Linked DNA regions of Homo sapiens: region 1 is linked to region 2. A link is an interaction called in ENCODE POLR2A ChIA-PET data of the cell type or tissue named here. Cell type or tissue: Panc1. All regions are shown on one strand. Each heading gives the region's core, and the rest is flanking DNA. Links, peaks and the distances in the headings are about the cores only. Region 1 holds the start of KCNJ10 (potassium inwardly rectifying channel subfamily J member 10). Region 2 overlaps ATP1A2 (ATPase Na+/K+ transporting subunit alpha 2).

Region 1 (5,374 bases), core at 50-5,049, 73 kb before region 2:
AACCACTCCAGGCCCTCCTCAGCACCCTTAAACAAGGCCATCTCTCACATGGGGGCCCTAAATCTCCTGTCATTATCTCCCTCCCACCCAGGCAGCCTAAAGCAGTCCCAGTGGGGAGAAAAAAAATTCAAACACCACAGCAAGAGCAGACTGGCCAGACATCTTTAGTCAGAATTTGTATTGGTAAGCAACAGAAGCAGGCTTTAAGCACTGGCCTCTTTGGGGTCCAAATCTGCACCAGCTTCTTCCCCATCTGCCTCACCCTGCCTGGGGCACTCACTGGAATTAAACTTCAAGACACCAGAACCCACCCTCACTTTTTCCCAGTGTTGTCCTTCTACCCATTCCTGGGTTCAGCTCTCCTCCCCCAAATCAGGAAGTTCCATCCTTCATCTGTTCCCTAACACAGGTGCCCTGGGTTAGTTCTGATGAGAGGAGGAATGGAATGGGAAGGGGCGTCTCCATCTGGAGGGTGAGTTTATAGAACCCAATCTGCCCTTCTCACTCTAGCAGAAGTGGCCCTGCTCCTTTCCTTCTGGAAATCCCAGTGCGAAACAGCTGGGGTGAGGGTGAGGGGCCATGAGGAGGGATGTCTTAAAATGGGAGCCACTCAGAATAGAAGGAAGAGATTGGGTGGGCAGGGGTCTGGAGCACACCAGGCTTTGGTGGCTCCCCGGTTTAAGCTGCCAGTATCTGTTTTTCTCCCCATGTGGGAACTAGCGATCATGGGTGTCACTATGTGATTGTCACTGTATGGGGAGTGGGGGAGGGGCTGGGGATGGGAGTAACCTGTCCATATGGGGAGGAGGGCGCACTGTCTGTTGTGCCTGTGTATGGGGTGCCTGGTTATGTGTGGTTGTCACTGTATTAACTAGAGGAGCAGGGATGCAACTGCTGGTCTGCCCAGTGGGAGGGGGCATCGGGAAAGCCCCTTCCTTAGATGAAAGGGCTGAGGTGACCAGCCTGGCTAGTTTCCTCGTGGGGAGCCCTTCCCAGGAGGCTCCATTTGGGACTGCCCAAGGCGGGAGGCAGGGGAACAAGACGGTGGTACCGCTGAGGCCAGGCAGGGTAGGGACTGAGGATCTGGGACCCCGATGTCTCTGGAGAGTTAGGGGGACAGGACCCGGCCGGGGCGGCAGAACTCCTTCATCAGGGCCAGGGTCTTACCTTGGGTCCGAGGTGGAGTGGCCCCTTGGATGGGCCGCGGGGCAGCGGGACAGATGGACGGACGGGGCGGGCAGGAGTTAGGAGCAGAGCTGTGCGACGGGCCGGGCCAGGACTCTTAAACCCGGAGCTGGGATCAGATAAGGGCTTGTCCGGGGGCCGGGGCCGGGGTCGGGCCGGCCGGGGGCAGAGCTGGGCCGGGCCGGGCCGCCCCCTCCCTCCGCAGCGCCGGAGCCAAACTTTGTGTGAATGGAGGGGCCCGGAGGGGGGCCGGGCAGGCGGGGGCGGGGGGCTCCGAACAGACCAATGGGAGAGTGGAGCGCCAGGCTCGAGCCGCCGAGATTGGAGGGTCTTGGGCAGGGGGCGGGGCGTGCGGGGCAAGGAAGCGGAGACCCAGACAGCTGCAGGCGCAGAGAGAAATATCCAAAGACAGAGACCCAGACAGACCCGGGGAGAAAGAGAGATGAAGAGACGATATGCGAAACGATAGGAGCTGAGCTGGCAGGGTGACAGGGGAAGGGAGAAGGAAGAAAAGGGAGGCGGTCCTGTCAGCGATGGGTTACGAGAGCTGGAGCCGGGGGGCGGGACTGGGACCGAGTTAACGAAGTGGAAATGAATTCAGGACCGGCCCAGTGGCCCTGCAGGCAGCGCCGAAGGCGGCGCCTGGAAGTGAGATTGGGGCGGAGTAGGCCTGGGCTCCCTGAGCCACAGGACTGTATCTTTGGGCACAATTCCCGTGTTGTTCACCGTCTCCTAAGTCCCCGGTGCGGTGCTGGGTGAGAGACGCGCAGCACACGGTGCCCACCTGCAGCGGCTTTCTCTGTAAGGAAAGATAAGGCCGGAACCCTCAGCGAAGTGCGGGAGGTACTGAAGGCTGTAAAAGGGAGAGGTCATTCTACTCAGAGGGCTCCTAGCAGATGTGGGAGGAAAGAGGTAACATCTGATTAGGGTCCCAAAGGAAGCAGAAGATTCAGGTGCTGAGAGATGGTCCCCAGGACTCTGTTGCATTTAAGGCAGAGGGAACAACGTAGCAGAGTCCTGGGGAGACGTGAAAATACAAGTTCACTTGGGAAACAGCATCAAACTGTCCCATTTACTAGATTAGAGTGCAGGGTGATGGTTCTCAACCCTTTCATCACCAAAGATTTCTTTAATTTTCTGAATCTATGTGTTGAGAGGTTTTAATTCACCCCCACCCCCAGCATTTATTTAAAAAGAATATAATTATTTCCTCATTTCTGATCATCATAAACATTTAACTGCTAATCAATAACCAGTGTTACCATATTGAATTGCTATAAATTCAGGTAAAAAAAGGAAAGAAACTAGGAATGTAGCTTAGTTTAACCACTAAAAGCCATAAGATAAGTAAATGTCCATTCAAATAGCCTCATTGGAGAAGCTGGAAGGACGGGACTAAAGGTTAGGCACCATAGGCAGTGTTTGTGTTAAGGGGAACATCCGGAAGAAACACAGAGTTGTGCTGATTTGTGGTCAGGCCAGAGTTTCTGTAGGCTACGGAGAGCAATTGAAGGTTCTTGGGAAGGATGGAGTAGGAGAAAGCTATGGCATTTTAGGAAAATTAATCGGGAGGTGACAAAATAGTTTGAACCAAGTGGATATAGTAGGCAAGTAGACGATAGAAAATAATTGCAATAATATAAGCATGAAGAGATGACAGCCCAAATCAGCGTGGCAATGGTGAAAAGTGGAACACAGAAAATGAATTGGAGTACAGAAAAATCAAAAGAAAATGAAAAAAGTTTGAAGCCAACTTGACATGTTGAGCAAAAGAGGGAAGCTTCAGAGATCATACTAGAGTCTCAAGTCAGGTGATCAGAACTGCGAGGTCATTCACGGGCATAGGGGAGCCTGGGGGGGATCACACCTGGTGAGGAGACTGAGGTGGGGGAAGAGGAAGTGATGAGTTCAGAGCTGGAAGCTGTGGAGAGGGGTCAGAACCAGAGAGAGAAAGGAGGTCATTGCTGCCAGGGCAGTGTGAGTTGAAGCTATGAGAACAGGGTAGATCCCAACAAAGACTGCACAGAGAAATGAGAGCCTGGCACAGAGAGTGAGGAACACCTATGTTTAGGGGATGGGAAGAAGAAGGACCCCCAAAGAGTGAAAGAGAATCCACCAGACAGGCAGGAAGGAGACAAAGAAAGTGAGATGTCATGGAGCTAAGGAAGGAGAGACTGTTAAGGAGGAGGTTCTAACAGTGCCAACAAGTACAGAGAGAAGAGGCATTGGGTTTGGCAGTGACAAAGTCTCTAGTGACATTTGAGAGCAATTTCAGAAGAGTGAGCAAGGTGGGAACCAGATTACAAGTTACCACTAGAAAGTGAGAAACTGTCAGCAAGTATAGGTTACACTTTTGAGAACTCTACTCATAGAGAGGAGAGAAATAGAAACCAGACAATGTACTAGAAACAGGCCAGGCCAGGTGGCTCATGCCTGTAATCCCAGCACTTTGGGAGGCCAAGGTGGGTGGATCACCTGAGGTCAGGAGTTTGAGACCAGCCTGGCCAACATGGCAAAAACCCATCTCTACTAAAAATACAAAAATTAGCCGGGCCTGGTGGCACGCGCCTGTAATCCCAGCTACTTGGGAGACTGAGGCATGTGAATCGCTTGAACCTGGGAGGCAGAGGTTGCAGTGAGCCGAGATCACGCCACTGCACTCCAGCCTGGGGGACAGAGCTAGACTCTGTCTCCAAAAACAAAACAAAACAAAACACAAAATAAAAAGAAAAAGAAACAGTCTTCCAGTTTTTCTTCTTCACACTCCGAATGCCCTCTCTTCCTAAGTCAATATGGATGAGGGGCTGTGGTGAGGTGGTCTGAGGGCCAGCCTGCAAGACTGGTATAAGACCTTTAAGTTTCAAAAAATAGGACATCCAAAAGATCCTTAAGGGGGCCACAGTCTTGACATTCACAGACAGAGAGGACTTAGGCAGGGGTGTCCAATTTTTTGGTTTCCCTGGGCCACATTGGAAGAAGAAGAATTGTCTTGGGCCACACATAAAATACACTAACACTAACAGTAGCTGATGAGCTTTAAAAAAAAAAAATCACAAAAAAAACCCTCATGATGTTTTAAGAAAGTTTACAAATTTGTGTTGGGCCTCATTCAAAGCTGTCCTGGGCTGCATGCAGCCCACAGGCGGTGGGTTGGACAAGCTTAGCTTGGAGGCTCTGGTGGAACTCCAAAATAAACATGAAGAACACCACAGAAGAGAAAGCAAAGGGACTGTAATGATTTATGGATCATTAACAGACATTTATTGTGCACTTATTATTTTTCCAAAAATGTTATCCATCCATTTAGCTTCAACTACCACCCATGTGTCAATATGTCCAGCCCACCCGGATATCCATTTCAAACTCAACATATTTAAAGTCGAACATGTCACCTTGCTCACAAGAGTGCTCCTCTCCATTTATTCTCTACCATGGTAGATACACTATCATCACCCAACCAGAAACATGGCAGCCATCCTAGATTCTTCAATCTTCCTCACCTCATCTCCCTTATTGAATCAATGCATCTGTATTCTAAATAGCCTCAATATTGTCCCCTTCCTCTCTATTCCACTATCATTGCTGTAGTCTAGGACACCATTACCTCTCACCAGGTAATAATAGTTTGGATCTTTGATCCTGCTCAAATTTCATGCTGGATTTTAATGCCAATGCTGGACATGGGCCTGGTGGGAGGTGTTTTGATCATGGGGGCAGGTCCCTCAGCGGCTTGGTGCTATCTTCATGATAGTGAGTTCTCGTGAGATCTGGGTGTTTAAAAGTATATGGCAACATCCCCCATCATCAACTCTCTCTTGCTCCTGCTTTTGCCATGTGATGTGCCTGCTCCTGCTTTGCCTTCCACCACAAGTAAAAGCTTCCTGAGGTCTCCTGAGAAGCTGAGCAGATGTCAGCACCATGCTTCCTGTAAATCCTGCAGAACTGTGTGCCAATTAAACCTTTTTTCTTTATAAATTACCCACTCTCTGGGTTTTTTTTTTTTTAATTTTTAATCTTTTTTTTTTTTTTGAGACAGGGTTTCACTCTGTCCCCTAGGCTGGAGTGCAGTGGTGTGATCACAGCTCACTGCAACCCTGAACTCCTGTGCTGAAGTAGTCTTCCTGCCTCAACCTCAAACGTAGCTGGAACTACAGGTGTTCACCATTACACCCAGCTATTTTTTTTTTTT
Region 2 (5,374 bases), core at 115-5,114:
CTGGCTGGAGGAAGGAAACAACAAAGGAAGTGAGGTAGTGCCAATGACAGGACATTTGACATGAGTCTCCAGATAGATGTCGTGGACTCCAGCTCTACGTCCCACATTTTAGAATACCCCACCAGCAGAACAAACTCAGATCTCATCAGGGTAGCAGCAGAGGCAGGACCAGAAGGCAATCAAGAGCTTCCAGAAATGCCACACTTGTGTGCCACAGAGTTCCCCGCTGACCCTTGGTTAGGGGTCCTCTTAGTCCACAAGGTCCGGATGTCACTCATGTACTTAATAACACTTCACCTTCTGTAATACTAAGTCCTCAGAGCTCCATGCTGTTCTGAAAGGGATGGCCACAAGTTCTTTCCCAGCCTCTTCCATTCCCTTTCTTTTCATGCCCATCCCGATGAACCTGCATCATTCCCCGACACTGCCAAGCCAACCCTGGAAAAGGAGTTCGCTGGCCATTGGCTAGAATCAGGGTGGAGAAGTTCCCTGAACCTTCCTGTCTCCCAGGGACATGTATGCTTCCAGGGACAAGCTTAGGTCATGAACATGGTCAGAACCTTTGGACAAGAGGAAAAATACTAAGAGATTTGCTTTTTCTGGGTGCGGTGGCTCATGCCTGTAATCCCAGCACTTTGGGAGGCCGAGGCAGGTGGATCATGAGGTCAGGAGTTCGAGGCGAGCCTGGCCAACATGGTGAAACCCTGTCTCTACTAAAAGTACAAAAAATTAGCCAGTCATGGTGGCACACGCCTGTAATCTCAGCTACTCAGGAGGCTGAGGCAGGAGAATTGCTTGAACCTGTGAGGAAGAGGTTGCAGTGAGCTGAGATCGTGCCATTACACTCCAGCCTGGGCGAAAGGGTGAGACTCCATCTCAAAAAAAAAAAAAATGATTTGCTTTTGACGTCTTAGGTGGCAGGGCTGTTCCCTCCAGGCAAATGCCCTTCAAACCGACGATCATTGTGCCCACTTACCCTGGGCTGGAGAGTTGGTTTCAGGTTCCTACAGGAGATAGCTTTCTTTCCCTTACTCCCTATCTAACACTTTTGCTCTGCAGGCAGCCTTGCCCATTCTCTAAGCCTGGCTTAGAAGGCACTGGGAATGTCCTGTAGAGAGAGACCTAGATAGGTCATGCAAGTGAGAAAGACATCTGAGGAAAATGGAAGACCTAAGGCAGACAGGAAGGAAGCACAAAAGACAAGCATTGGGTCAGACCCATAAACCACCTCCCAAAGGCTGTCATTTCATTGCACTGGAATTTTGCTTTATCAGAAGCAAGGAAGTAAGGGAGTCATTGCCTTGGGCCTGGGAATCTAAGTGGGAGACAATATTAATTTGGATCCGATTAATTGGAGATTACTAACTGTGGACAAAAGTTTATCTTTGCACAATCAATAAAAATGGCATTTTTTTAGTAAATTAAGAGCATAAACAATATTGCTAGAGGTGGCATGTTTAGTCTACCAAAAACAATACTTTTCAGGCACTTTAGAAATATCCTTTTAGAAGCAGCGAGTGCATGGGCTAATTATCATCAATCTTTATGTATTTGTTAAAGAAACATCTACAGGATCTTTATTGGTGACCTTTTGTAAGACATTAGTTTGAGGTACTACCTATGTACTTGAAAATAATAAAGTGGCATTTCTTTATGAAAAAAAAAGAAATCTCTTCCATAATTCAGATTTCTACACTTTATACTTGCCTCCCTCCTAAATCGTGATATTGAAATATGTGCTGTGGCAGAACTCGGCTTGTAGGGAAAGCAACAAAGAGATAGCAAGTGTCAGGGATGGGAGGGAAATGGTCTGGGAGCAGATGATGTCCGTGGAGAAAGCAAGAGGGGAAGAAGTTAGGTTGCAAAATAACCTACAAGAAACTATAGCAGGAGCCTCCTTCCTCATGCTGATCCCACCCTAAGAGCCACAAGAGTTTGTCCAGGACAGGGAGGGGCCTGTGAGTCTATTAAGAACAAGATCCTCAGGGGCACTTCTGCTTTTTCTGTTCCAGACCAAAATCAGGCCATTCTCTATCTGATGGGATGGGGGAAGGAGATAGTGGGTTGAGGAGCCCAAGAGTCAACACCAATTCACAATCTGTACTTCATGCAGAGCTTTGTCCTGGGTGCTCTCTTTAAGGGGTGGGGGTAAAGTGGATGCAATCCTTGAAATTCACCTGAGTAGTAGACATCAGAAACCATCATGGACAGAATGTAATGAGCAGTAGGGGGGACGCTTGTGTGCTGGAGATGGAGGGGTGGGTGGGTGGGTGTGCATTGCTCCAGGGGGGCCCTGGGAATGGGAGAGAGAAAGACACCAACTCTTACAACCTATGCCAGGATTTCAGAATAACGGTCAGAAGTCAATTCTTGCCCAAGCCATATTGCAGCCCCTTTATTATGACTCTTAACAGTGTCATTAATGACAGTTATAGTTAGTAGTGATTATAAGAGCCTTAATCACAGCTCATTTTGTGCCATAACTATGCCAAAATTTTATTTGTATAGTCTCCGTTCATCCCACCACAGGGCCTTTATTCTTGATGGTCCCTCTGCCAGGAACACTTTTCCCTAGTTATTCACATGCCTGGCTTTGTCACTTCATTCAGATCACTCCTTAAACATCAGTAAGATCCTCACAGAGGACCTCAAATAAAATGACTTCCTGGAACCTCTTTCTCTGTTCTCTTCGTTTTTGTTCATAAATACTTATTACCTTAAATTTAGATAGAAAGACAGCTAGATGTAATATTTAGAAAGATATACATGTATTTTGTTGCTGTTTATGCTTTTGTTTGTCTGACTCCTCCAGTATAAGTTCCATGAAGACAGAGACTCTATTTCTTTTGTTCAACACCTTTATCCTTAGCACCTAAAACATCTGACACACGTTAGACAATTAATAAATATGTGTTGGATGACTGAAAGGATCCTCACAGTAATTCAGTAAGATGGAGACTATTATTATCTCCAATTTACAGATGAGAAAACTGGTGCTCAGAAAGTTAAATTATTATTCAAAGTTTCAAAGGTAGTAAGCATCTGAAGCAGGATTCAAACCTAGGCCAGTCTGACTCCAGGGCCTGCCCTCTTAACCATGCCATGCTCTGCAACTGCAAGAACAGAAAGCCTATGTGCATGGACAGAGCCTGACTAGCCCAATGGCTCAGTGAACTGGGGAGGCTGCCAAGGGAGCCAGGAATTTGTGGACAATTAACATTTGAGCAGCAGGGGCAAGGCAGATCCGTGAGAAAGGGAGAAGATATGATCTCAAAGATGCGGTAGGGGGTTAAGAAAAAGATCCAGGCCAGGCACAGTGGCTAACGCCTGTAATCCCAGCACTTTGAGAAGCCAAGGTGGGCAGATCACTTGAGGTCAGGAGTTCGAGACCATCCTGGCCAACATGGTGAAACCCTGTCTTCCACTAAAAATACAAAAATTAGCCGGGTATACACCTGTAATCCCAGCTACTCAGGAGGCTGAAGTAGAAGAATGGCTTGAACCCAGGAGGCAGAGGCTGCAGTGAGCCGAGATTGTGCCACTATACTCCAGCCTGGGTGACAGAGCAAGACTTCATCTCAGAAAAAAAAAAAAAAAAGAAAGAAAGAAAAGAAAAGAAAGAAAGAAAAAGATCCAAAGAGATTTGATGGTCTGCTAGAGGATTTTAGCAAAAAGAAGAATCTTACTATTGAATGTAATCTGAGAAGCTAAGGCCAACTTTTGACCCAGGCAGAAAGTCTTTCCATGGCATTTTCTTTTTATCTACAGAATAGGAAATGTGATCATGCATCAGAGATAATCAGAGATAGTCACTAAATATTCATAATGCTAAGAACGCAGCAAAAAATAGGAAGAAAGTGGTTAGATCAATATCAAAGGAAGACATTTAATACAAAGTGAGTCTTTCAAAAATATCCTTGGCTCCAGTGAATTCAATGAAGGATTTTTTGCAAATTCCTCAAAGAATTTCCTTATATTATTTAAAATGTGCTGGAATATAAAAAATTATTTTGTGTTTTGTGTTGCCCAGCCTATTTTATGAGATAAGTACTATTTTGTTAAAATTTTATATTTAATATAGATAATAAATTGACTACCCCAAATGGTGGAATGCAAGGATAGCATATTACAAGGAAAATGTTACAAACAACTAACATTAACTAGACAAAGGATGAAATAATCATTTCAAAAAAGGTTGAGGAGGCTATCAGTAAAATTCAGTATCTATTACTGATAAAAATGTTGGAGGAAAAAGTGTATCAGAAAATATAATCATGGGCCAGTCGCGGTGGCTCACGCCTGTAATCCTAGCACTTTGGGAGGCCGAGGTAGGTGGGTCACCTGAGGTCAGGAGTTTGAGACCAGCCTGGCCAACGTAGTGAAACCTTGTCTCTACTAAAAATGCAAAAATTTGCGCGTGGTGGCACGCGCGCCTGTAATCCCAACTACTCGGGTGGCTGAGGAAGGAGAATCACTTGAACCCGGAAGGCATAGGTTGCAATGAGCTGAGATCCCGCCATTGCACCTCCAGTCTGGGGTACAAGAGTGAAACTCGGTCTCAAAAAAAAAGAAAATGTAATCATGTTCAGAGAAGAGAGGAAAGGATGTAGTAAGTCTAGAAAACCAATAACAGCAACTATAACAAATAATTGCAATAAAACATTTGAAATCCTCGATAAGCAGTTTGTGTTTAAAAGTTCTACAAAGGCCGAGCGCGGTGGCTCACGTCTGTAATCCCAGCACTTTGGGAAGCTGAGGTGGGCGGATCTCTTGAGGTCAGGAGTTTGAGACCAGCCTGGCCAACATGGTGAAACCCCGTCTCTACTAAAAATACAAAAAAAAAATTAGCCAGGCATGGTGGCGGGTGCCTGTAATCCCAGCTACTTGAGATGCTGAGGTTTGAGAATCACTTGAATCCAGGAGGCAGAGGTTGCAATGAACCGAGATGGTGCCACAGCACCCCAGCCTGGGCAACAGAGACTCCATCTCCAAAAAAAAAAGTTCTAAATAAGCCAGGTGCTATGGTTCACGTCTACAACCCCAGCACTTTGGGAAGCTGACGCAGGAGGATTGCTTGAGCCCAGGAATTTGAGACCAGCCTGGGCAACACAGTGAGACCTCATCTCTATTAAAAAAAAAAAAAAAAAAATTAGCCTGGGGTGGTGGCCCACACCTATGGTCCCAGTCACTTGGGAGGCTGAGGGAGGAGGATCGCTTGAGTCTGAGAGGTTGAAGCTGCAATGAGCCATGGTTGGACCACTGCACTCCAGCCTGGGTAACAGAGCAAGACTCTGTTTCAAAAAATAAAAATAAATAAATAAAAATTCTAAATAAATAAAACTTTGTTTTTAGCGAGCATAACTCCCTAAAAATC

Evidence for each region. Peaks named below come from ENCODE experiments on the same cell type or tissue, not always from the same donor. Only the 100,000 strongest peaks of a DNase experiment are listed, where the experiment ranks them.
Region 1: POLR2A ChIA-PET joins it to region 2 with 8 read pairs; 4 of 35 experiments call an interaction of 5 or more read pairs at or near these places.

Annotation. Positions count from the first base shown.
Region 1 is chr1:160,068,855-160,074,228 of GRCh38, forward strand. It overlaps KCNJ10 (potassium inwardly rectifying channel subfamily J member 10), which reads right to left and starts at 1,306. Exons shown (of 2, transcript NM_002241.5): 1 at 1,168-1,306. RefSeq lists enhancers at 688-857, 3,035-3,394, a cis regulatory region at 773 and a silencer at 1,268-1,497. In Panc1, for the core only: no CTCF peak of the experiment used is centred there; no DNase peak of the experiment used is centred there; H3K4me3 peaks cover 418 bases; H3K27me3 peaks cover 1,548 bases.
Region 2 is chr1:160,141,927-160,147,300 of GRCh38, forward strand. It overlaps ATP1A2 (ATPase Na+/K+ transporting subunit alpha 2), which reads left to right. Exons shown (of 23, transcript NM_000702.4): 23 at 1-1,665. Among named protein-coding and RNA genes, the nearest start is that of ATP1A4, 7.0 kb to the right of the region's middle. In Panc1, for the core only: no CTCF peak of the experiment used is centred there; no DNase peak of the experiment used is centred there; H3K27me3 peaks cover 709 bases.